Linked DNA regions of Homo sapiens: region 1 is linked to region 2. The links are chromatin loops, found by intact Hi-C in ENCODE. Cell type or tissue: mammary epithelial cell. All regions are shown on one strand. Each heading gives the region's core, and the rest is flanking DNA. Links, peaks and the distances in the headings are about the cores only. Region 1 holds the start of LRAT (lecithin retinol acyltransferase). Region 2 overlaps LOC124900169 (a long non-coding RNA gene).

Region 1 (11,882 bases), core at 3,754-11,753, 58 kb after region 2:
CTAGATTATTCTTTTTGAAAGTTAAACTAGGTGAACTTTAAAAATGCCTGTGATTTCTGGTTTAAACTGCTATGTAGATTAAAAACTTTATAGGTTTTTAATTTATCTTTAAAGAAAAAGGTTGGGTTGGCACTGTGGCTCACGCCTGTAATCCCAGCACTTTTGGAGGCCGAGGCAGGCGGATCACAAGGTCAAGAGATTGAGGCCATCCTGGCCAACATGGTGAAACCCTGTCTCTACTAAAAATACGAAAATTAGCTGGGCATGGTGGCGTATGCCTGTAGTCCCAGCTACACGGGAAGCTGAGGCAGGAGAATTGCTTGAACCCAGAAGGCAGATGTTGCAGTGAGCCGAGATCATGCCACTGCCCTCCAGCCTGGTGGCAGAGTGAGACTCCATCAAAAAAAAAAAAGAAAGAAAGAAAAGGTTACTGAATTTTAAAAAATTAATCCTATGTGATCCAATTTCAGTTCCACTCACATTCTTTATGAGTAAAGTCTGGATGTTAATAAAATGAAAGTAATTCTACGTAATCTGACTTAAAGGCAAGTCACTGTAGAGGGAAACCAGGATAAAAATAAGTGTACTTAAGTCAAGTGTGTAGTTTGTACCTACAGAGGCAAACACAGGCAGCTTGGTTCTTAAGAGAGCTGCCCACTTGGAGTTCTCCCAATTAAGAAGTTGGAGACAAAAATCCATTTTTTTTTCTATAGTTGTATGAGACTTTTAGGTATGAATCAGCTTCAGTTGAACTACATTGAATTTTTAGCATGGTGTGAGATAAGAGTATATTTATAACACTGTAGGATGACTATAGTTAATAATATTATGTAGTTTCAAATAGCTAGAAGGAGGATGTTGAGTGTTCTCAACACAAATAAATGATAAATGTTTGAGATGATGGATATGCTAATTACCCTGATCTGATCACTATGCATGATATGTATCAAAACATCACTATGTACCCCATGATACTGTACAATTGTTACTTTGAACTAAAAAATTTTTAAACATTTGAAAAAGTAAATGTAACTACAAAAGACCAGAATGGTACACTGACCTTTCAGATTAACTTTAGATATTAGACATTGTATTTTCAAAAAACATATCAACAATAAGTATTGCTACAAATCATTGATGAGATAGTGTGCCTATGTCACTTAAAATTTCTCTGCAATTGAAGATACATTATTAAAGGAGCCATTGATTTTCAACACCAATTGCTGCCAAACTCCTGCTCAATCTCTTCTTGTTTTGCTATGGAATTACTCCTTTACTGCAGTATGAATGACTTCTTTTTTCCTTTTAAAACAGTTATTATGGATCCTATTAGGTTTTCTAAGTACTAGACAGTGATTGATCTTCTTTTTCTTATAATTACTCCCCTGAAAATTGACTAGCAGTTAAGACACTCTGAAGGGCCTGAGTAATTTGATTTTTGTAGGCCCGGTGCTCCATGAACCCTTGGAGGGGTTTAGAGAGCATCTCATTCCAGTCTAGCACAGGCAGGACACTATACACATGAGGGCTCTGAGGCCTCAAGAGGGTCAGCAATCTCACAGAGCATCAGATATGAGTATTTAAAGCAAAGCATGACATTAAAAGTTATTTGTCTTCATGTCTCTAAAATGTCTACCTATTTAGGATTTTTGAAATATAATAGCAACATTCATTGCTGCTGTGGTAGTTGGTAGTACTGATGCTTCTCAATGCTGGTCTGTTTGATGATAGCAATACCCAATTTCTCAGTACATTTCCTATATGAATACAGTGGCACTGCAGCTTTCTTCTGAATTTCTGAATACGTAGCCAAAGGCTATAGTCATATTTCCTTTTGTTAACAATCCTGGGTCATCCAATATTCATATCTATTATTGTCTCATAATAATAAATTAGGATCTAAAGCAAACAAGATTAACTTATAAAGTAGCTGCTATATTTCTTCCAAGTGACTCAGAAGTAACATGCCTTGCTGTTTATTGTTTCTATTTAAAAGTGGAATATGCTTTATGTTTTGTGGGCATATCAAATGTTTTACTCATTTCTTGATATCATTTTATCATTTCTGAAATAGACATTTGGGGTGTTTTCTGCTTTGTGAGAGGCATTTTTGAACAAATGCCAGGTTTTAGTCTTTGTTTTTATGATTATAAACCACTTCATTGGTGAACAGCCAGAGGAGCTGAGCTCTCAGAAAGCTCCCAAATCTCCTGAGTGTGAGTCTCTGTGTGCTGGCTGCATACTGACTGTGTCCATTTTACTCAACTCCAAAACACTTGCCTGCTTCCTGCTCACCCCTGTGGCTCTGTGCCAGTCCTCAGAACGTGTTTGTGAGTAAAGGTATGTCCTTTGTCTACACTGCATTCTTGGATGACTGTGCTGTCAAACGAGAAATGGAAAAGCCCCTCTGCCTTACTTTGTTTCTCTGAATAATACAAATATTGCAGATGATGCATCACATTATGAATTTTCATAGAATACTGCAATGTATTTGATTCTGTTTAATTCTCAAAATAGCCCTCTGGATATTATTTCCATTTTAGAAAGACGGAATTGAGGCTCAGAGGTGGCAAGTGACTTGTCTGAGATTATTTTGTTGTAAATGGCACTTCCAGGCCCTTAACTCAGGATTTCTGCCTTTCTGCCTCCTACCTCTGCATCACAGCTGCCTCAACCTGTTGTTAATTTTATATTAAGCTGTATTAATTGGGGCTAGGAGTCTTCATAATGCTAAATGTAAATTCTTTGTTTTGTTCAATGTTCTTATTTTATGGTTGGCAAACAAAAACAACAAAACAGCATTGACAACAACAACAGAAACAACCAACTGAAGCTGCAGCTTTTAATCTTTCTAAAGACAATAGGCTAAAGTGAGGTCCTCATAATAAGATGCTAGTCACCAGGAAGGAAGCCAGGGAAAATCTCCTCCCAGGGGGTAATTGATCCCTATTGGCCTAACACTGCATGTAGCACTGAGTTAGGAGGCTCCATGGAGAAGTGTCTGCTTCTTTTCCTCTGCTGTCAGAACAAAGTTCACAAACAACTTTGTTTTCCCCACACCTTTGGAGTTAGCTAGTTAGGGCCCCTATTTATGTCCAGGGGACCAGACCTGGACATTTGTAAAAGAACTGAATATAGATGGATAGCTAAGAAAAAAACAAATGTTAAGATTATCATTATTTATAGCCCAATGATTTAGTAATCTAAAAAAATCCAAGAACAACAAAATAATCCCTAAGAAGGACAAGAATTTTAAAACATGCAGTTTAGAAAACCAAATTTCTCAGGCCTAGAGCTCAAGTAAAAGAAAATCTGAGATAATGAAGTCTGGAACACTGGGCCTGCATTCTGCTCCTGACTCTGTGCCCTTGGGTAAGACATTGAACTTCCCCACCCCAGATTCATCCTACACCCTAAGGAGGGTGTAGGATTTTGTAGCCTTCCTAGTGATGGCATACTATTAATCAGAACCTTAACCAGCTCTATTCTCACTATCCCAGTAAAATGATGTTAAAAATTAGACCTCGTGACATGAGAGAAGAGGGGAAATTAATTACAGATTACAAAGAAATTGTGGGATCTAAGTTTAGGGTGAGGTGTTTTATTGAACCTCTAGGGTTGGTCATAGCACCTGCCATATAGCAGGTATTCAATAAATGATGTGTAATGGGTGGTTAGACTGATGGAAAGGCAGGCCTTCCCAGTGACGGTAAAGGACCTGGGGCAAAAGAGACCTGTGGTTGAGTCCTGATCCCCACACATTAGCACACTGACTAGACGAAGTTATAAGCTTCAATTTCTTCCTGTGTAAAATGGAGATAATACCTCATAGGGTTATGAGGATTAAATAAGAAAATGCTTAGTTCAGTGCCTAATACACAGGAAGCACACCGTAAATATTAGTTATTATTATTACTAATACTGTGATCATATCTTCCATCCAAAGACTTCTCTGAGGAGCAGGGGGCATCCAGAGATAAAAAGCCTGCAGGTGGGAAATCTGTTAGCCTTCTAGGGCGTTAGGTTTCTGTGGAACTCTGCACCTCTTCCCTGTCCTAGTTCTTAAGAACAGAAACTCTCCAGGGACCTCTGGTGAGGTAGCCGTGGGAAGATGAGGTGCAGAAGTAAGCTGGGACCTGTGAGCCTCAATTTCGGCCTCTTCTGCGCTGAGACCCAAGCGGATCTTGCTTGGCCTGTATGCGTTACTGGGGGAAATGGACGTGGGCCTGAGCGCGGCAGGTGCGAGGGCGCTGCCCCGGGGCCGACCACCCTGCGGGGACACTGTAGCTGTCATTCCTTCTTCTGCAGGCGGGTAGGGGAAGCGGTGGCCAAAGTGGGAGTCGACCGCTCAGCACAGTCTGTCTGAGTGTTGACCAGGAAAGTCCAGGCTCTTTCTAAATCTCGCCGCCAGACCTGGTGACGCATTCGCATGTATTTAAGGCGTTTGCACGCAGAACGTTATCACAGAATGTAGCCACCTTTCTTAACGGTCCGGGAAACCAGAGGTCTCTCCAGCTACTCAGGGTAGAGGAATTTCTCCTATCTCCATGTGACATCTTCTGATTTAGAAGAACTAATGTTAGATTTCTCTTGGGCCTTTCCACCTACAGCTATAGTCTTCCCTTTGTTTAGCTAAAATTGAGGCAGGTAGGAAAATATTATTGGGGGCATAAGCCTATTAGTGTGTAAACGTATTTTTATGAAGTGTGCCTCCAGGGAGCCATTAAAAACTGACCTCTCAACCACAGAAATAGATGAGATTTTGAGAACATTGAGAAGCTGCCTTTTGCAAAGTAAATTTGCAATGGTCCTTGACGAAGGGGGGTCGGGGGCGGGGAGAAGTCCAGCCGAGAGAGGAGCTCATTCCACGCTATATTTTTGCAGTTGAAAAGCTGCCTAATCATCGCTAACCGCTTCCCGCATAAGAGTTCTGGGAAGACTTCAGAAACAAGGCAAATGAAGACTTTTCACTGCCTCCTTCGGGCTGTCGCTTCCGGAAGCCGAAGTCCTAGCACGCAGAGCAGCAGGAGAGGGTTACTTTCAGGCAATTCCACTGAGCAAAATAAATCACTTAATGGCATAACGTTCTGGCTTAAAAAATTGGAATTTATCAGAGGCAAAAATATCCTTCAAGAAACTATGGACACTCCGCGCCCTATTCATTTCCATGGCAGCAGAGTATCTGCATCTTGAGCCACCTATACAGATTCATGCCTCGTATCGCTCTCACCTCCTTTCTTTTTGAAGTAAAGCCCTTTCCCAAGAAGGCGGCCAGAAAGTGGACCCCACCGGGGGAAAAAGAAAAATGAAACGCAAATCAGCTTGGCACTGCTTGCGTCTTCCAAAACGCGGTGGGACAAGGCTATTGAGTCTATAGCTAATTCTTTCATGTATATAAAATGTATACATATGTATATATTTTTATATACATAAAAGAATTCATATATATGTATATAGCTATGTGGAGCCCTGAAGCAATTCTCCATGCTTTTGTCTCCCTCAAGTTCCCCAGGTGGAGGCAGTCATAAGCATTATAAGCCGCCTTAGTGACCACCAGGGACGGAAACCGTTAATTATCACGTTTCCTTTCATCTCCAGGGGCCCTTTGGCCCGTGACACAAGAGGCTTCGGTATTGGCGCTTTCCCAGAACTGGCCCAGAGGAGCCAGTTCAGAGTGTGAGGTCGGGTCTGCATTGAACGTACACACCGAGGTCTATCAGACTCCCCCGATTTTAGCGAAGGGTGCTGACTGCTGTGCTGCTAGAGGCTAGCAAGCTCCCTGTGCGCAGCTGATGAGTTTCAGCAACTCGCCACCTGGGCGCTTTTCTTTAAATTTTGGGAGTAAACTGGGAAAATAAAAAAATCTCCACGTCCACTGGCTCTCTCCCCTTCTCCAACTTCCTCTTTCGACTCGTTTGTGGGAGTTTTCTCCTCTTTGCTGGGACTATAATGTGATGCGCAATCGTTTGTGAATGAACAAAAGTCACCGGCAAGCAGGGAGACGGGGACAGATCGCTGACGGCAGATTGAGGGTGGCAGCAAAGGCCCGGCCTCCAAGGATAATGGGGAGCCGTTTTCCCTCACGCCTGGTCTCTATGGCCCCCTTCGTCTTCCAGGTAAAATGAATGTTCCTTCATCCATCATCCGCAGAGTACCCTCAGGCGTGCGTAGAATCTGCTGATGAAACCTATTAGCGCCGACTGGGCAGCTTTGTGGAGCCACCCGAGGCTCTCCATTGTGGCCTTTGTCTGCAGAATTTAAGCATTTACATAATGCATTAGCACGGAACTCAGCACCCGGTGGGGACATCGCGTGCCAAGCCTGGCGCGGCCAACGCTTCAGCGGCTCCCTCACCCGGCAGCTCCCTAGGACCACCCTCGAGGAGGCATTGGAGTCGGGCTGCAGGCGCACGGGCAAAGAACTTAGCATCTCATCCAAGTACTTCGCCTTCCTTGGCCGTCTCCGGGAGGTTATGCTTAAAAACATAAAAATAAAAATAAAAATAAAAATAAAGGGAGGCGGACAAAGTTTCGGTGGGTGAACTGAAGCTGGGTCCATGTGACCCTGAAGCCGGAGAAATAAACTTAACATGAATCTTGCTTTCCTGGCGGGCGTTGGGACCCCGCCGTTTTTCATGCCAACCGTTGGAAGCTTCGTACTCAACGGCCACAGGTGCCTAGGAGCGCAGAGAGGCCTCGGGTTCAAATCACCGGCGCGCAGGGACTGGACTCGCGGGTAGCGACCCCCCCAACCCCCCCCCCCCCGCCCTACACACACACCCTCGCGCCGGCTGAAAGCATGGAGGATTCAGGGCATTTGAAAAAAGAGGGGCTGGGCGCGGTGGCTCACGCCTGTAATCCCAGCGGTTTGGGAGGTCCAGAAGGGCGGATCACTTGAGGTCAGGAGTTCGAGACCAGCCTGGCCAACACCAGCCTGGCCAACATGGTGAGACCCCGTGTCTACTAAAAATACAAAAATTAGCCAGGCGTGGTGCCTGTAATATCAGCTACTTGGGAGGCTGAGGCACGAGAATCGCTTGAACCTGGGAGGCGGAGGTTGCAGTGAGCCCAGATCGCGCCACCGCCCTCCTGCTCTGGGTGATAGAGCAAGGCACTGTCTCAAAACAAAACAAAACAAAACGAAAGATTCGGTCAGGAAAGAATCTGCAGGCATTCGAGGCGCTCGCACTTTGCAAAGTAAATGCAATCTCTTTATTAAGCCGAAGTCCCTCATATCTATCCTTTTAGAGGAAGGTGGTCCAACTCAGAAATCTCTCCCAAGAGGACTTTCCACCGAAGACTACCGCGAAGTGCCAGGAACTCGCCCCAGTCCCGACAGGTGCAGGACCTTTCGTGCCGCCACACCTTGGGACTCTACCTCCCTAAATAGGCCACTTAAAAGCCAGTAGTGCAACCGGGATCCCGCGGCGATAAAGAATCACTGTGCAGAACCCTGGAGCTGGGAGTCGGCCCGCCCCCCTCCCAAAGAAACCGGGATCCCGCGTCCTCCCCGCCGCTAGCGCAGCGCGCCAGCGGCGCCCAATCAGTGAGCTTTCCGGGTCTGTGACGGCCTTCGGCTCCGCCCCCTCGACGGCCATAAAAAGTCGCAGCGAAGCCTGCACCTCCGAGCACCGCGCGCGGCCCTGCCCCCGGCACGGCCCCCAGGTGCGCTCCTTCTCCGGCTGCTTGTAGCACTGGTCTCACTGTCCCCGCCGTCAGCCACCGGTTCCTTATCCGTCTCATTCCCCATTGTGGCTTGGCTGAGCCGGTCGCCAGGCCTCGCTGTCCTCCTTTGCCTTCCTCTCTCCTCAGCGGCCGTACTTTGCGCCGTACCTCACCTGGCCTGCAGGTGAGCAGCAGCGCAGCACCCCTGCCCGGCGAGCTTAACTTGCCCAGCCCGGCCCCTGCCGGAGTGGCACCGGCACCTCTCCAAGACGCCCTCTTCCCTGCAGGATGAAGAACCCCATGCTGGAGGTGGTGTCTTTACTACTGGAGAAGCTGCTCCTCATCTCCAACTTCACGCTCTTTAGTTCGGGCGCCGCGGGCGAAGACAAAGGGAGGAACAGTTTTTATGAAACCAGCTCTTTCCACCGAGGCGACGTGCTGGAGGTGCCCCGGACCCACCTGACCCACTATGGCATCTACCTAGGAGACAACCGTGTTGCCCACATGATGCCCGACATCCTGTTGGCCCTGACAGACGACATGGGGCGCACGCAGAAGGTGGTCTCCAACAAGCGTCTCATCCTGGGCGTTATTGTCAAAGTGGCCAGCATCCGCGTGGACACAGTGGAGGACTTCGCCTACGGAGCTAACATCCTGGTCAATCACCTGGACGAGTCCCTCCAGAAAAAGGCACTGCTCAACGAGGAGGTGGCGCGGAGGGCTGAAAAGCTGCTGGGCTTTACCCCCTACAGCCTGCTGTGGAACAACTGCGAGCACTTCGTGACCTACTGCAGATATGGCACCCCGATCAGTCCCCAGTCCGACAAGGTATGATGTGTGACTCCCAGGGGAAGTGGGCTCCGCGGAGATGCCCCCTCCCATCCCTGACCTTTTCTCTTCCCCGCGAGTAGGGATCTAATTCCTGGACACCTCCCCTACCACTTCCATACCATCCTTTTTCTTTTTCCTTTTTTTTTTTTTTTTTTTTTTTTTTTTTTGAGACGGAGTCTCGCTCTGTTGCTCAGGCTGGAGTGCAGTGGCGCGATCTCCACTCACTGCAAACTCCGCCTCCAGAGTTCACGCCATTCTCCTGCCTCAGCCTCCTGAGTAGCTGGGACTACAGGCACCCGCCACCACGCCCGGCTAATTTATTTTTGTATTTTTAGTAGAGATGGGGTTTCACCGTATTAGCAAGGATGGTCCCGATCTCCTGACCTCGTGATCCTCCCGCCTCAGCATCCCAAAGTGCTGGGATTACAGGCGTGAGCCACCGTGCCCGGCCTTCCATAACATTCTTAAAGTTCTAGATTAAGTAAGGAAAGTTCTGGTGTTCCTAAGGTAGGCTAAGTAAATAAGCAAATGGCAACGTGCCTTGCAGGATATCTCGAAATGCTTAGAGAAAGGATGTGGCAATGCAGGACCGCTTCCAGAGATTCCAGAGCTGCCCAGTATTGCTGCAGAAGTCATCAGGTGTCCACCCACAGTGTAGTTCAAACGACAAAGGGCAAGTGACTGGGGGTGGGGGATACAAGGAATCAGTCACCGCTGCTTGCAACTTTAACCAAGAATTTCACTTGAAAGGAAGAGGTCCAGAGTTTATATTTAATCCATAACACTATAAACAAAGTGTGTGCCTTTAAAATAAGGAACCATGCAGTTTTCTCCCTTTGAAAGCTGCATAGAGGGATTTTTCATTGCTTGCTATAAGCTATCAAAATTCCCAGTAAGAGGGCCCCCCTGGTAGTTCCCTTATTCTTTGTGTTGGTGCTTCAGAGTTGTATTTTCCATGGTATTCTGAATTCTTTCTGGGTTGGCTTTGATCCTCATCTAGACTTCATTGTTAAGCATCCTTTACCCATTAGCCCTGAAGGTAGATTACATTGTTTATGGGTTCCCCAGAGATCAATACAATTAGTTTTCAAGAAGAGATGTTAAACATTGGAAGGTAATTTTTATGAGTATTTTGAAAAAATACTCATGATTATTAAATTAGCCACAAATCCAAAGGGAAAAATGGATTTTTATTTCCTTTTAAAACCTCTTAACTTTTAAAAATAGTTAAGATTTTAAGCCTGAAACTTCACTTACAATTGGAAACTTTCTCAGCCTTCATTGCACTTGTTAAAGAAGTCATTGTTAATGTTCAGTCTTTATAATGGAAACCTGGGCAATAACATATGAGCTTTAGTGTTACTCTTCATGTTTAGATATTTTTGGGACCAGAAAAAGCTAAGTCAGTTTTTTTCATGTAACCAGTTTTTAATTGCTCCACATCTTGGTTAATTTTTTTGACCCATTTGGGAACATCTTTCTCTATCCTCTGTGGGAGAGCATGGAAGTATTTTGCTTTTATAGATCGGTGTATGAAACTCCTTATAGATTTTATAGAGCCACAAAAGACTCAATCTAGGAATTCTTTTCCAAGTAAAATAAAAATACAGTTAGAGCACTGTGCAGCGATTCAAGAATCACAGCTCTAGTCCAGGCCTGTTTAGAAATGAACTCCACCACATTTACAAACACGGGCTCCCAAAGTGTACAAAAGGAAACATGTCAGATTTACTTAGGAACCAAGCAAATCATTTCTCTAAGGAAAAACAGTATTTCTATCAGGTAATTAGGAGTTACCCTTTCATGGAACACATATAGCGCTGCATTATATATTTCTACAGAAAAACAGTAACTAGTGCTTTTGTAAGGTAGTAAAATATTTAATCTGCATAAATAACTAGTTGGAGTAGTTTTTCATCTTTGGAAACTTTGTTAGGGTCTACAGAAGTAGAGAAGTGTTTTAATTGCTGTTGCTGCATAGCACCTCTTGTGAAACTGAGTTTTGTCTTCACTTTGAATGGTCTAACAAACAATTTGGCCACAGAGTAGATTTCCCGGGGGAAAAAAAAAAGTTTTCATCCCAAATTTCCTAATTCTACAAACTGTTTTTGAACATGCACTGAGAGAAGTAGGTCATTAATACTGAAGGAAGGACTGGTTTCTACTTTTTAGAAACATAAGAAATTATTTGATTCTGGGTCTGATTGCTGAGTTCTCCATATATGCAACTAATATTAACATGAGAGTTACAAAGTTGCCTCTTACTTAAATTTGAGTTAATAAAAACTCTCAAGAACACACTACCCCTAAGGAAAACACTGCAATTAGTTTGCAAATGAATGAACTGGAAAAGAACATTTACTCCTTTGTGGTAACACTCTATTTTACAAGTTTAGAAGTCATAAAATAATGGGATTTTTATAATACTGTTGACAATCAGTATTTTGTAAACTAAAAATTCCTTTGGTTAATAACTATTACTATTCCTTATGCTTTTTCTACTATGATTTTTTTTTACTTTGTTAATACTGCTCTTTCATTGCCAAAAATGATTGCAAATGCCCCTTTTAATTTGTGTGGATTGAGTGCTCACAAGAGTGTTCCTACAGACTTATTGACCCCTTCTAGAAATTTCCTACTGTTGAGCACCACTAAAGATGCCTGCTGGTCTGCTGACCAAGTGAACAGGAACAGGGTATTAGACATGAGTTGCTTTTTGAGAAAAATCTGCTTTTGTGGGAAATACAGTCGAAAATGATTCTGATTGACTTAATTATAAATTACCAAGGAAAAAAATAAGGATAACTGTATTTACAACTTAGTCATTTACAAAAATATGTCTTCCATCAACCTCCTTTTCTCCTTGTCCTGAAAACTTCAATTTGATCTTTACCATCTTAAAATAGTATACTTCTCAATGCCTTGCTAGTTTATTAAAAAAGGACAAATAGTATGTCTGATAGAAAAATAGGCCAACATCTAGATAAGTTTCACACTTGTTTAGGTAATTGTGTAAAAGTATGGATAGAGATAACCATACTGTCAAAGTGGTGTATTAAAACATATTGAACTTGTTCATTCTATCACTTAATAATTTGGAAACCTAGCTGCCCAGTACCATGTAAGCCACTGTAGAAAACCCTAAAAGAACATAAAATGCCATGTCTAGAAACAGAGCTTAAAATTAGTATGAATAGCAAAACCCATATAGAAATGACTGACAATCACTGCATTCTGGCATCAACGGCAATATGGTAGAGATAACTGTCAACAAATAGAGTACTAATAATAATCACTGTAATACCTTATGTTTATACAGCACGTAGAAGAATACAGAGGACTTGTGCATCAAACATCTCAGTTAATCCTCAGAACAATTTGAGTGTT
Region 2 (11,882 bases), core at 2,294-10,293:
CAGTGACTGAGATGGAGGTATTTCATATGAAAATTAAATTTACTTTGTATAAAATTGAAAATGCTGGTGATTAATGTTCCCTGGATGCAGGATACAGTAGGAAACACTGGGTTTTTCTAAATACAGACATGACTCCTTATCAAGGAACTGGAATTCTAAAACAACATTGAAACGAACATGTAAATAAAAGACTTGATAAAGAAATAGAGCATGTACACGGAAATTATTTGCCAAATGCAGGAATAAGATTGAAGATATTTAAACAGGCACAAATTTCTTGATGATTTATTTGTCTCTTTTAAATTTTCATACAGATTTAATCTGTAAATAAAAATAGGGTGACTGTGATTTGAGTAACTTTACAAGCACTTTCAAAACTGTGCAAAAGTATACAAAGTTGTCAGTTGGGTGGTGTTTGTTCCTGCTGGACTGCTTTGATGTATGCTGTGTTATATGGGACTGGCCACAAGTTTTTGGCCTCTTCAGGTCCCATAAATCTTGAAACTTTTGTGTTCACACTCAGCTCCTGGCATCATCAGCCACAGGAGCCCAAGATGCACAGACTCACCTAATATGCACCCCAGTTATTAGCAATGAACTTCTCTGCTCCCAGTGGACTAGTCAGTTTCCAGTGTTTGAATTATTTATAATTTAAAAACTAGAGACATAAAACTACACTGAAACAGACATGTCTCATCATCTTTTGCTCAGGGCCTTTTGGTGATAAATGCGCGCATATGAACTCGGGTTGAAAGATAATTTCGATTGCCTGCCAACTGTGGCCACCACCTGAGCAGCCAAATCTGGCTGAATAAAAACATGACTGCACTGATGGGGCCTTATTTTAATTTATGACCACGAATCTATGGCCTTTATGGGTCTGACTCTGTAGCTCAAATCCATTCACTCACCTGCAGAACTAGATCACTGTTTCTTACCTCCTCTCTGTCCCCCTTCACGCACTCTGAACTGGTGGTTTTGCATCATATTTCACTAAGAAAATGAAAACAACAGAAGAGAATTTCTTCCTTCTCCCATCATCATCATATCTACAAACTTACCTGGATCTATGTCCGTGTAACTGCCTTCCTCTTTAAGCCCACATTTCTCCATTTTCTTTATCTTCACTGACCCGGAGATGAAATTTAGTATTTCTTGCAATTGTGAACCTAGATAGTCAAACCATAGGAATATTAGCTGTAGCTGTCCAATAAAAAAATCTACAGATATTTTCATCTCATTTCACTTCTTACAGATATCTTGAAATAAGTACGTGCATGACTTCTTTGAAGTAACTGTGGTTACTATGTTCACTGATTGATATCATTATTTAATGTGTTAATTAAAAGTATGTATTTTACTATAGAATAACTTTTAAAATATTTTGATGACATATTTTCTTATAATTTGTTTTCTTTTATACCAATTCTAGATACACCAAAAATATAAAAATGTTTTATTTTATGCATTTAAAATATTATTCAGGCGGGGCGCAGTGGCTCATGCCTATAATCCCAGCACTTTGGGAGGCCGAGGTGGGCGGATCATTAGGTCAGGAGATTGAGACCATCGTGGCTAACACGGTGAAACCCTGTCTCTACTAAAAAAAAAAAAAACTACAAAAAATTAGTCAGGTGTGGTGGTGGGCACCTGTAGTCCCAGCTACTTGGGAGGCTGAGGCAGGAGAATGGCATGAACAAGGGAGGTGGAGCTTGCAGTGAGCCAAGATTGCGCCACTGTACTACAGCCTGGGTGACACAGTAAGACTCCATCTCAAAAAAAAAAAAAAATTATTCAGAGAAGGAATCTGAGGGTTTTAACAGACTTTCAAAGGGATTCATGAAAGTCCATGCCTCCTTGAAGTATATTTTCTGCCACAACCTCCCTTTTCAGCTTCTAAATTGATGTATGCAACTGCCTACTCAACATTTCCTCTTGGATATCTAATTAGAACCTCAGATCTACCATGTCCAAAATCAAGCTCCCTATTCTTACCTACTCCCAAAACTTGTGCCTCTTACAGTCTTCCCCCCACCTCAGTAACAGGTGATTCCATTCTTCTAGTTGCTCAGACCAAAACCCATGGAATCACCCCTGACTCTTCTCTTTCACAAGCCACATCTGATCTAGTGGCAATTTTGTTGACTTTATCTTCAAAGTCAGTTCCACGCTATCCATACTGGTTCATTTGTTCAGTAGTCTCCTGATAGCACCCATTGCTTCCACTACTGCCTACCCTGCCCCCCAACACACGTATACACACCACACACAAACCTTGTGCTAAACCTCAGTCTAAATCCGTCTCCTCTCTTGCCTGGATTGCTGTAAAGGCTTTTTATTTTCCTACAGTCACTACCTTTGCGACATCCTGCAGCCTGTCTCCACACAGTGTCCAGAGTGACCTTGTGGCGGTGTCCCACTGCCAGTAGAGCAGAAAACAAACTCCTTCCATGGCCACAGAGCCCCCCTCAGAGGGACCATGCCCATCTCACTGAGTTCACCTCCCACCTCTCACCCCTAATTAGCTGCCTTCTTCCTCTTTGAACATGCCAAGCCCAGGTTTCTTGTTCTTGCTGCTGCCTCTTCTCCCTGGAAAGTGATGTTCTGACATCTCATGATTGGGCATCAGCTCAGATGCAACCTCCCCAGAGAGGCCAGCCTCCATCACCACAACTACAATAGTGCCTCCCCTAGTCACCCTCTGTCCTATTACCCTTCTTATTTTAGTCTGTAATTTATGACTTACTTGTTCATGTGTTTATTTCTTTCATCTAAAGTGTAAGTTCTCAGAGGGTAAGTTATTGTTGTAATCGCTACTGGCTTTCCAGCACTAAGAATCATCCTGGCTCATAGTAGGTGCTCAATACATTTGTGGTCAATGGATGGATGAACTAGGTGCCAACGATAGCAAAATACTATACAGAAGAATGTATCACTTAGACAGGCTAAAGCTCATTTAAAGGGAACTACATGGGTATATTCAAATACTGTTCCTCATTTGTCATGATTTGAATGCATAATTCTAAGCCCTTACTTTTTATATGATGGCTAACTCTTATAATAAAATACTTATGTTCAATTTACTATCCTGATGAATATTAGCTAATTTTCTTTATGGTCAGAGTTAAAAATTTAGAAAAAATCTCCAGGTAAACCAGGGATACATATTGGAAGACAAAAGATACTATTTTGTAATTAAACAATAAACTGAGTGAATGAGCTTTAAAAATAAATAATGTATCTTTATTTTAAAGGCCAACAATTTAACAAAAATTGAAATAATCTTTACAGTATAGGTTCTAGAATGAACAATGAAAACGTATCCATGCCGTCTTATTTTAGATACATAGACAATTGAATTGGTGCTGTGTACATACAAGAGGTTACTCTTAGATGTACATGTGTCATTATAATCAATGCCAAATATATAAAGACCATACCGGCTTGTATGTTTGGCTGTTTATAATGCTTTAAATACTAATTCATCTTTTTAATTTTCTTCTATGTATTTTGTTTGTGAACAATCATAATATTCCATGCGACCTAGATAACAGGAGTATGCAATGGTGACTTTGTTGGGAGTTTAAGCAGAGTTCAGTAGCTATAAAGGATTTCACTAATAGGAAAAGAATAAGACAAACTCTCTGTTGACCTTTGTTTCACATTAAAATGACCGAAGTTTAACACCAAAATGACAGCTGGTTAAAACAGCTTGAGATTTCAAAGTGCTTCAGTATATATAAATATTATGACTGATCCCATAAGTGTGTTGGAAGACACTTTAAGAAAGGTCCTTGGTTTAACAGTTTTCTACCTTCTCCCATTTTGGTTGAAGGGAAGTATCACTCAAAAAAAGTTTTTTGTCTTCTGAATTTAGAGAAATAGAATAATTTAAAACATGTAGCTGAACTCAACAGAACCAAGATTAGAAGGTTAATACTGTGGATGGAAATTACTACTTTGTGGAGAACCCTAAGCTTCAGATTCCTGTAGTTTGATAATACGATAGATACTTCTCTATATTAACTTTAGGTAATGAGTTGCCAATAGTATATATATTCTCTGTCTCTCTCTATATATATGTATAGAATACATTATTAAAATGTGTTTTTACCACTTCTTTTTCTGCAACAGAACATGTTAGGACAAGGCAATTTCTCAGGGATCAAAGGTACATCATGGCAAACTCATTCCTGCACTTTGGTCTCACGGTCTTTCAAAAGGTGTGTTCCTATCAAGCCTCAACTCTTTAAAATTATCTTGGCTTTACTACTGAAATTTAAATCAAGTTACTTTTTATCATAAACATTTTATAATAGTTACTTACAGTTTTCTGTTCAGTTTTCCATGGGCAAGGAAAACTTGGGATGACAGAGTAGAAAGAATAGGAAGCAAGAGTGATAAACAGAAGTCTGAATGATGTAATTTGTTATTAGAATAAATTATCAGCAGGACAGAGTTCAAGCAGAAGCTTTCCCATGAGGCATGTAACATTTCTAAAAGGCATCAACATCAATTGGTGAAGAATTAATTCAGAAAGTGGAGGTTGGCTAGGGTCATGTAATCAGAGAGTGAGTGCAGATTTGAGGGTGGAGGCTGCGCAGCTGGCAAAAGGCTGGGCCAGCTTCCCGCAGGCAGGTGAAGGGAACAAGAGGGAGATAGCATGTGTGGAAGAAGCTGGGAGGAATGATTTTCTTTACATGTTTACTTTCTAAGCTTTTAAAAGGCATGCACATAGTACAGATTCAAACAGACAACAGAAAATCGAATGAGAATTAAGTCAGCTTTTCACTCCAACTCCCAGTCGCTGATTCCCCTCCCAAGGGCCAACACTGTCTTGCAAATCCTTCCAGAGGTACTCTACGCATGGACAAGCATTTATGTGCAGTTCTTCCTTTTTTTTTTTTTTTTTTACCCAAAAAGTAGCATTCTATACAATGCTTCCACTTTTTACATAGGTGGCATGCAAGGCATACCATTCTACACTGTGCATTCCTAACCAAATAGAGTATAGACTTCATTCCTCTTAATTCCCTTTTAAGAGCCACATTATATGCAGATGTGCCTGTCTCCAGCTGATGGACATTTAAGGTATTTGGTCCTGGACAGAGAACTTGGAGGTTGTAGGACAGGAATAAGAGGGAGATAATTTTTAATGTATACTACTTTCTTGACTTTGATAATGTGTATGTAGTTTGCATATTCAAGGGGAAAAACATTCGAAGAGTCAAAATATAGTCACATGCCCCCTTTGCTTAACTACCTTCTGTAAATTTTTTTACTGTGAGGATAAACCCAGTCCAGACCTACATGGCCTGCTTGGGCGGGCCTGTCTGTCTCCCCAGAGCCTTTTGGGGACTTTGCCCTGGTCCCCACACTCCAGCCCATCTTTCAGTTCTTCTAACATGGACTCTTTTTCACCTCAGCAGTGAGAAAGCTCATGCACTTTTGTATTCTCCCTGCTCCCTGAACCGCTTATTTCCTTTACTTACTCTCTTTTTGGCCTGCAGGGAAAAGTTCTCCAATCTAAATTGGGTCCCCTTATTAGTTTCTGTCATAGAACGATGAAATTATTTATTGATATGTCTGGATTTTAGTCTTTGCTGTGGGTACCACTTTTTACTTCATTGGTCTGGGGTAGTGGGAGAAACATTTTGTTGAGATTCAAGAAATCTGAATTCTGATCCTACCACTGCATGGCATGACTGCGGCCTTCAGCAAATCACTTACCTTCCCTGGCTTCAATTTTCTTACCTGTAAAATGAGAAAAACAGACTGGTTGATTTCTAAGGCCCTATAATTTGTGGTATTAGAACACTGTGAATACATAGGATAAAGTGAAATACATATAAATGTTGAATGCTAGTATACTCTTTATATAACATGGAATGCATTTAAATATTGAATGCTTGTATAAAAGTATTTTATGTTACAAATGGATGTTTAATTTCTTTCTTCAGAGTTACATAACTTTATGATTATTCCTTACAGAATAGTTTCCTAATTTCTCCCCTAACTTTTACAAATGTGTCAAATCCACAGATACCCAGACAATATTCAAAGATAAACTTAATATACAGACTAGTATATTCTAATATGCCAATACCCAGACAACATTCAAAGATAAACTTAATATACAGACTAGTATATTCTAATATGCCAAACCCTAATTTTCTTATAATGCCCTCCTTGCAATATTTTTATAAGGCATTTATAATTTTTTATTATTGTGGATCCATATTAGTTGTACATATTGATGGGGTACGTGTGATATTTTGATACAAGCATGTAACATGTAATAATAAAATCAGGGTAGTTAGGATATTCATCACCACAAGCATTTATTATTTGTGTTAGGAACTTTCAATTCCATTCTTTTAGTTATTTTTAAATATACATTAAATTATTATTAACTATAGTTGCAGTATTGTGCTACTGAACACTAGATCTTATTTATTCTATCTAACTGTATTTTTGAACCCCCTAACCAACCACTCTTTATCTCCTGCCTCCCAACTACCCTTCCCAGGCTCTGGTAACTATCATTCTATTCTCTATCTCCATGAGTTCAATTTTTTTAACTCCCACATGAGTGAGAACATGCGATGTTTGTCTTTCAATGCCTGGCTTATTTTGCTTAACATAATGTCATCCAGTTTCATCCATGTTGCTACAAATGACAGGATTTTATTCTTTTTTACAGCTGAATAGTATTCCATTGCCTTCTTCCATTCATCTGCTTATGGACACCTAGGTTGATTCCATATCTTGGCTATTGTGAATAGTGCTGCAGTAAACATGGGTATGTAGATATAGCTTTGATATTCTGATTTCCTATTTTTGGATATGTACTTAGCAGTGGGATTGCAGGATCATAGGTAATTCTATTTTTAGATTTTTGAGGAACCTCTAAGCTATTCTCCTTAGTGGCTCTACTAATTTACCTTCCTACCAGCACTGCATGAGGGTTAAGGCATTCTTTCTATCTAGAGTCTATAATTTGAGTTATTAGCTCATACAGTTATTTCTCATTCTTGTTTTTTATTAAATTCTAGAACCACTAGAGGGTGTATATGTTCAGAGAGAACAAAAAGTTCATTTTTTTTCTACTCTCGACATAAAGAGCTCATGTGAAAAGTTTCTGTTTGAGGAAAAGACTAAAAATATCTGATTGCATTTTGGTTTTTGGAGCAATGGGAAATTCTCATCAAAAAAGCAACCAAAAAAAAAAAAAGACTTTTTGCAACACATTTTAAGATTTTTGTTTTCTGTTAAAATAGGTAATTCTACAAAGTGAATACTTAAATTGAAAGAATGTATCCAATAAATACTATTCAATTCAGTAAATGTGATGAAAATTGTCTGCCTTCTTAGCTCTTTCAGCTTTCTCGGCTCTAAGAATAATTTGCTCCCATTCCATAAGAATTTTTAATTGTAAAAGTATTCCTTCCTTTACTGATTCCTACTTAAAAATTCTGGACACTGTTTTAACTTGTATTTTCTGAAGAGCTAATAGTGCCTTATATTAGAAAATTAACCCTCTGTTATAATGGACTGCACAGGGTTATATTATAATAACTTAGCAAACTACTATATTGTGAGAAGGAAATTGCTTTGTGTATTCTTTTTTCTTCAGCTCTTGGTCTGACAGCAGCTGTTGAAGGGTGTCCAAAAGTATTTCTGATGATAAGCTAAAGTCAGTCTTTCACATCTAAGTCTTTCCCCTTAGATAGTTGGCTGGATAAAGGTGAGAGCAGGCAGGTGTAGGGGTTGGAGGCCTGTGGTTCTGGCACATCTTGTTTATTAACTCTCCTGAGCTCACTGGGGGTTCTATTTTTTTTTTTTTTAAGAGACAGGGTCTTGTTGTGTTGCCCAGGCTGAAGTGCAGCGGCTGCTCACAGATGCAGTCATTGCACACTACAGCCTCGAACTCCTGGGCTCAAGAGATCCTCCCACCTCTGCTTCCTGAGTAGCTGGGACTACAGGCATGCATGAACACACCTGGTTTTCTGTCATGATTCTTGAACATTAAGCTTGACTTATCTGAGAATCACCTGTATTGATCCTGGATAAATCAACAGGTTAATTGGTCCCTGGGGTTAAAGTTCTCATGAGATAAGTGGCTTTTCTAGCAAATAACATAATCGGGCTGAGCTAATCTATTTTTCCAACCACTAATGTACAAGTGGGAAAATCTGATTCAATGACAACTAAAGGTGGCTTATTTAGCATCATATAAAATTAGAGAAAGTTGATCAACTCACTTAGGTGAGTATTTCTTCTACCAGGATCCCTAGTTCAGACAGTTTCTCTGGGTGGTTCTTTTTGTTTCTAGTAAGTGAAGCAAACTCTTATACTTAAGTGAACTTTTCTTGCTGCTTTGTGTTCTATCCTTTTGAGATAAGATATGATATGTTTAGATTTCTGGATTCCAGTATGTATTGGCATCTGTTTAGTCAGGAATACATGGATTCTCTTTCCGTCTAAAAGTCAGATTAGGCAGAAAATGGCCTCAAAAGAGTTGTCTATCTTGTTTATTCCTTTCCCTCCAGAGCCCTGTATGAGAAGGGTCTCACACCCCCCGCACCACTCCTCCAGAACTGCCCAGGCAAGGTCCTCCATAACCTTCATTTTGCTTAATACTATGGTCTATTATTGTCATCATCTTAAATCCTGAGCATAATTTGACACAGTTGGGCACTCCTCCCCTCCTTTACGTACTTTCTCAACTTGGTTTCCAAGGCACTGCCTTTGCGTGGATGTCTTCTACCTCATTATCTGATCCTCCACCCCCTCCTTTTCCTGACTTCTATACATTGCGATGCCTCAAGACATGGCCCTTTTTCCTCTCTTCTTTGCTAGCTGCTGTCACTCCCTGGATGATCTGATCTTATTTTTTGCCTTTAAATACCACCTATATGCCAATGGCTCTCCAATTTATTCTTCCAGCTTCTATGTGTCCCTTGAACCCCAAGCTCATATACCAGCTGTGTACTTAGCAACTCCATCTGGGTGCCTGGTCAACATTTCAAACTTAACACGTCCCAAACTAAACTGCAATTCCACCCCCATCCAACCAGCTCCCTGCCTTTTCTCAGCAAATGGCAGCTCCAAGCCAAAAATCTTCCTGTTATCCCTGACTGCTCTTTTTTTTTTTTTTTCTCATGCCCTGGATACATGATAGCTGTGCCCGTATCTTCAAAATAAGCCAAGCATCTGACTACTTCTTATCACCTCCTCTCTTGCTACTCTGGTTCTAGCTGCCATCATCTCTGGCTTGAATGACTGTGATAATCTCTTAACTGGTATCCCTGTTTCTACTTCCCTACCATCACTCATTCTCAAAAGAGTGATTCGTTAAACATGTAAGCCAGGTGATATCATTCCTTTGTTGCAAATCCTCAGTATTACCTAGAATAAAAGCCAAAGTCCTTACAGTGATTTAGAAAGCTCTGCCCAGTCTCTGACCCTCTCCCAGGCACTCAGGCTCCTTCTGCCCTGCTGGCCTCTTTTTCCCAGCACCCATTGCCTTGAGGTCTGTATGTGCTCTTCCCTCCCACTCACATGCTCATCACCCCCTCCCTCACTTCAAATCTTAGCTAAAAGATCACATGTTCAAAGAGAACAACATGACTACCCTATTTAATAGTGCCTAACATCTAATGTTTCCTCTTCCCCTTCCCTTTCCAGCTTTATTTTTCTTGAGGGCACTTATCTTCATGTGACTTACTATCTACCGTACTTATTTTTTCTTTATTATCTGTATTCCCTCCCTTGCCATATTTAGTTAGTTTATGTTCATTGTTGTAACCCTAACACTGGAGGAGCTCCTGCCCTATAGCTGGCCCTTAATAGATCTTTGTAACATTAATGTATGATTAAGAAAATGTTTGTGATCAGACATGGTGGCTCACACCTATTATCCTAGCACTTTGGGAAGCCAAGGCAGGAGGATTGCTTAAGGCCAGGAGTTTGAAACCAGCCAGGGCAACATAGTGAGACCCAGTCTCTACAAAAATAATAATAATAATAATACAAAAAAAATTTGCCAAGCATAGTGGCGTGTACCTGTAGTGCTAGCTACCTGGAAGTCTCAGGTGGGAGGGTCACCTGAGCCCAGGAGTTTGAGGCTGCAGTAAACTATGATTACACCACTGTACTCCAGCCTGGCAACTGAGTGAGACCCTGTCTCTTAAAAAAGAAAGAGTTTGTGTTACTGGATACCCTGATTGGGTGGGATGGAAGCACATTACATCTGTGTTAGAGTCCAAACTATAATATGTGAAGTTTTCCTTTATATGTTTGGCTGACTATTCAACAAATATTAATTGAGCATCTACTCTGTGCCAGGCACTTTGCTTGGCATTAAGGATAGAGCCGTGAGCAAAACAGGTCTCCATGCTTTTAGGAGCTCATGAATGTTCCTCCATTGAAAAATTTATTTTGCAATATTTAATATATAAAAATACATTAAAAACATATTCTTTATATCAAAAACATATAAAGAATAATGAATTCTTGTATGCCGTCCTTACCCATGAAGAAATGAAACATTACCATTGCAGGTAAGCCTCCATTTCCTCCCTTGCTGCCATAGGTAACTGCTAACCTGAATTTTTTATTTATCAATCTCATGCATTTTAAAAATGTGTTTGCTACATATGGATCCCTGAACCACATATAGTACTATTTTATGTTTAAATGCTGTAAAAGTGCAGGTCTGCTTTTTGCTTTGTTCACTCATTGTTATTTATGAGATTCATTTGTGTTGATACACATAAGCTTTCCTTTTCATTGCTGTGTAATATCTCACTTACTCATGCATTTCCCTGTACCCTGCCACCTTACTTATCCATTCCTCCATGTCCCCTGCTTCTTAAAAGGGGAATGGATAAGTGAGATATTTGTAGGTTGTTTCCAGTTTTTTGATACCATAAATATTGTTGCCAAAGATATCCAAAAGAACTTTCTGCAATGATGAAAACGTCCTATATCTGCACTCAACAAGACTGTTGCCACTCACCACATGTGGCTATGGAGCACTTGAAATGTAGCTAGTGTGACTGAAGAATCACATTCTTAGTCTGTTTAGTTTTAATTAGTGAGATTGATAACTATCGTATTGGAGAACACAATTCTACCTAGTGTTATCTTTGGGTACATATGTGAATTAATCTTGGGCTGTAGTTCTTACCACAATCAGACCTGATGTACTCTTTTATTAATAAATATTTTGTATCATCCCACTTACTATCTTGAAATGAAATTCATAACTTATCTGCACACATTTTAAAAAATCATTGCAATACACTTTCTATGATATAAACTAAAAATGTAAGAACAGTAATTTTAATAAAATAATATTTATTTCAATATGTCAGTAACCACAAATACACTCCACTACATTAGGAGACATGATGAAGCAGTTCACAGATGCAGAGTCATAGAAGATTGTGAGACTGGTAACTCAAGCACTGCAAGTGATGCAACTATTGGTAATGTGAAGAACTCTTGGTAACATTCTGAACAAAACACAATTCAGGCTGCCTTTATCTAGTAGTTGCATCTCTGAAAAATTTGGTATACAATAAGACCTTACAGAGTACTTATCATTTATATCTAAAACAGGGTTACGTTATACTCTTAGATAATTATAATCGGGTTTCCCACCTATATAAATGTTCTACTAGACCTTCTAAAGTCATGAAGGACCCAGCACAATTCTTTTTTGAATGAAACCATCCAAATTTCAGGACATACAAGATATCTGGCCCTTACCTACTAAATGGCAGTAACACATACACACACACACACACACACACACACACACACACACACCCTCCATCACTATTATAAGCAGACCTGCCTCCCAGGTGTGGCAC

What was found. Peaks named below come from ENCODE experiments on the same cell type or tissue, not always from the same donor. Only the 100,000 strongest peaks of a DNase experiment are listed, where the experiment ranks them.
Region 1: it touches region 2 in a loop (6-fold over the local background); 2 of 110 quality-filtered maps call a loop at or near these places.

Annotation. Positions count from the first base shown.
Region 1 is chr4:154,736,375-154,748,256 of GRCh38, forward strand. LRAT (lecithin retinol acyltransferase) reads left to right here and starts at 7,626. Exons shown (of 3, transcript NM_004744.5): 1 at 7,626-7,848; 2 at 7,952-8,492. The coding sequence starts at 7,953. RefSeq lists enhancers at 5,439-5,952, 5,953-6,464, 6,465-6,977. In mammary epithelial cell, for the core only: a CTCF peak has its summit at 7,856; a DNase peak (open chromatin) is centred at 7,687; H3K4me3 peaks cover 4,683 bases; H3K27ac peaks cover 4,120 bases.
Region 2 is chr4:154,679,962-154,691,843 of GRCh38, forward strand. The region is part of intron 2 of LOC124900169 (a long non-coding RNA gene); the gene reads left to right. Among named protein-coding and RNA genes, the nearest start is that of LRAT, 58 kb to the right of the region's middle. In mammary epithelial cell, for the core only: a CTCF peak has its summit at 7,060; no DNase peak of the experiment used is centred there.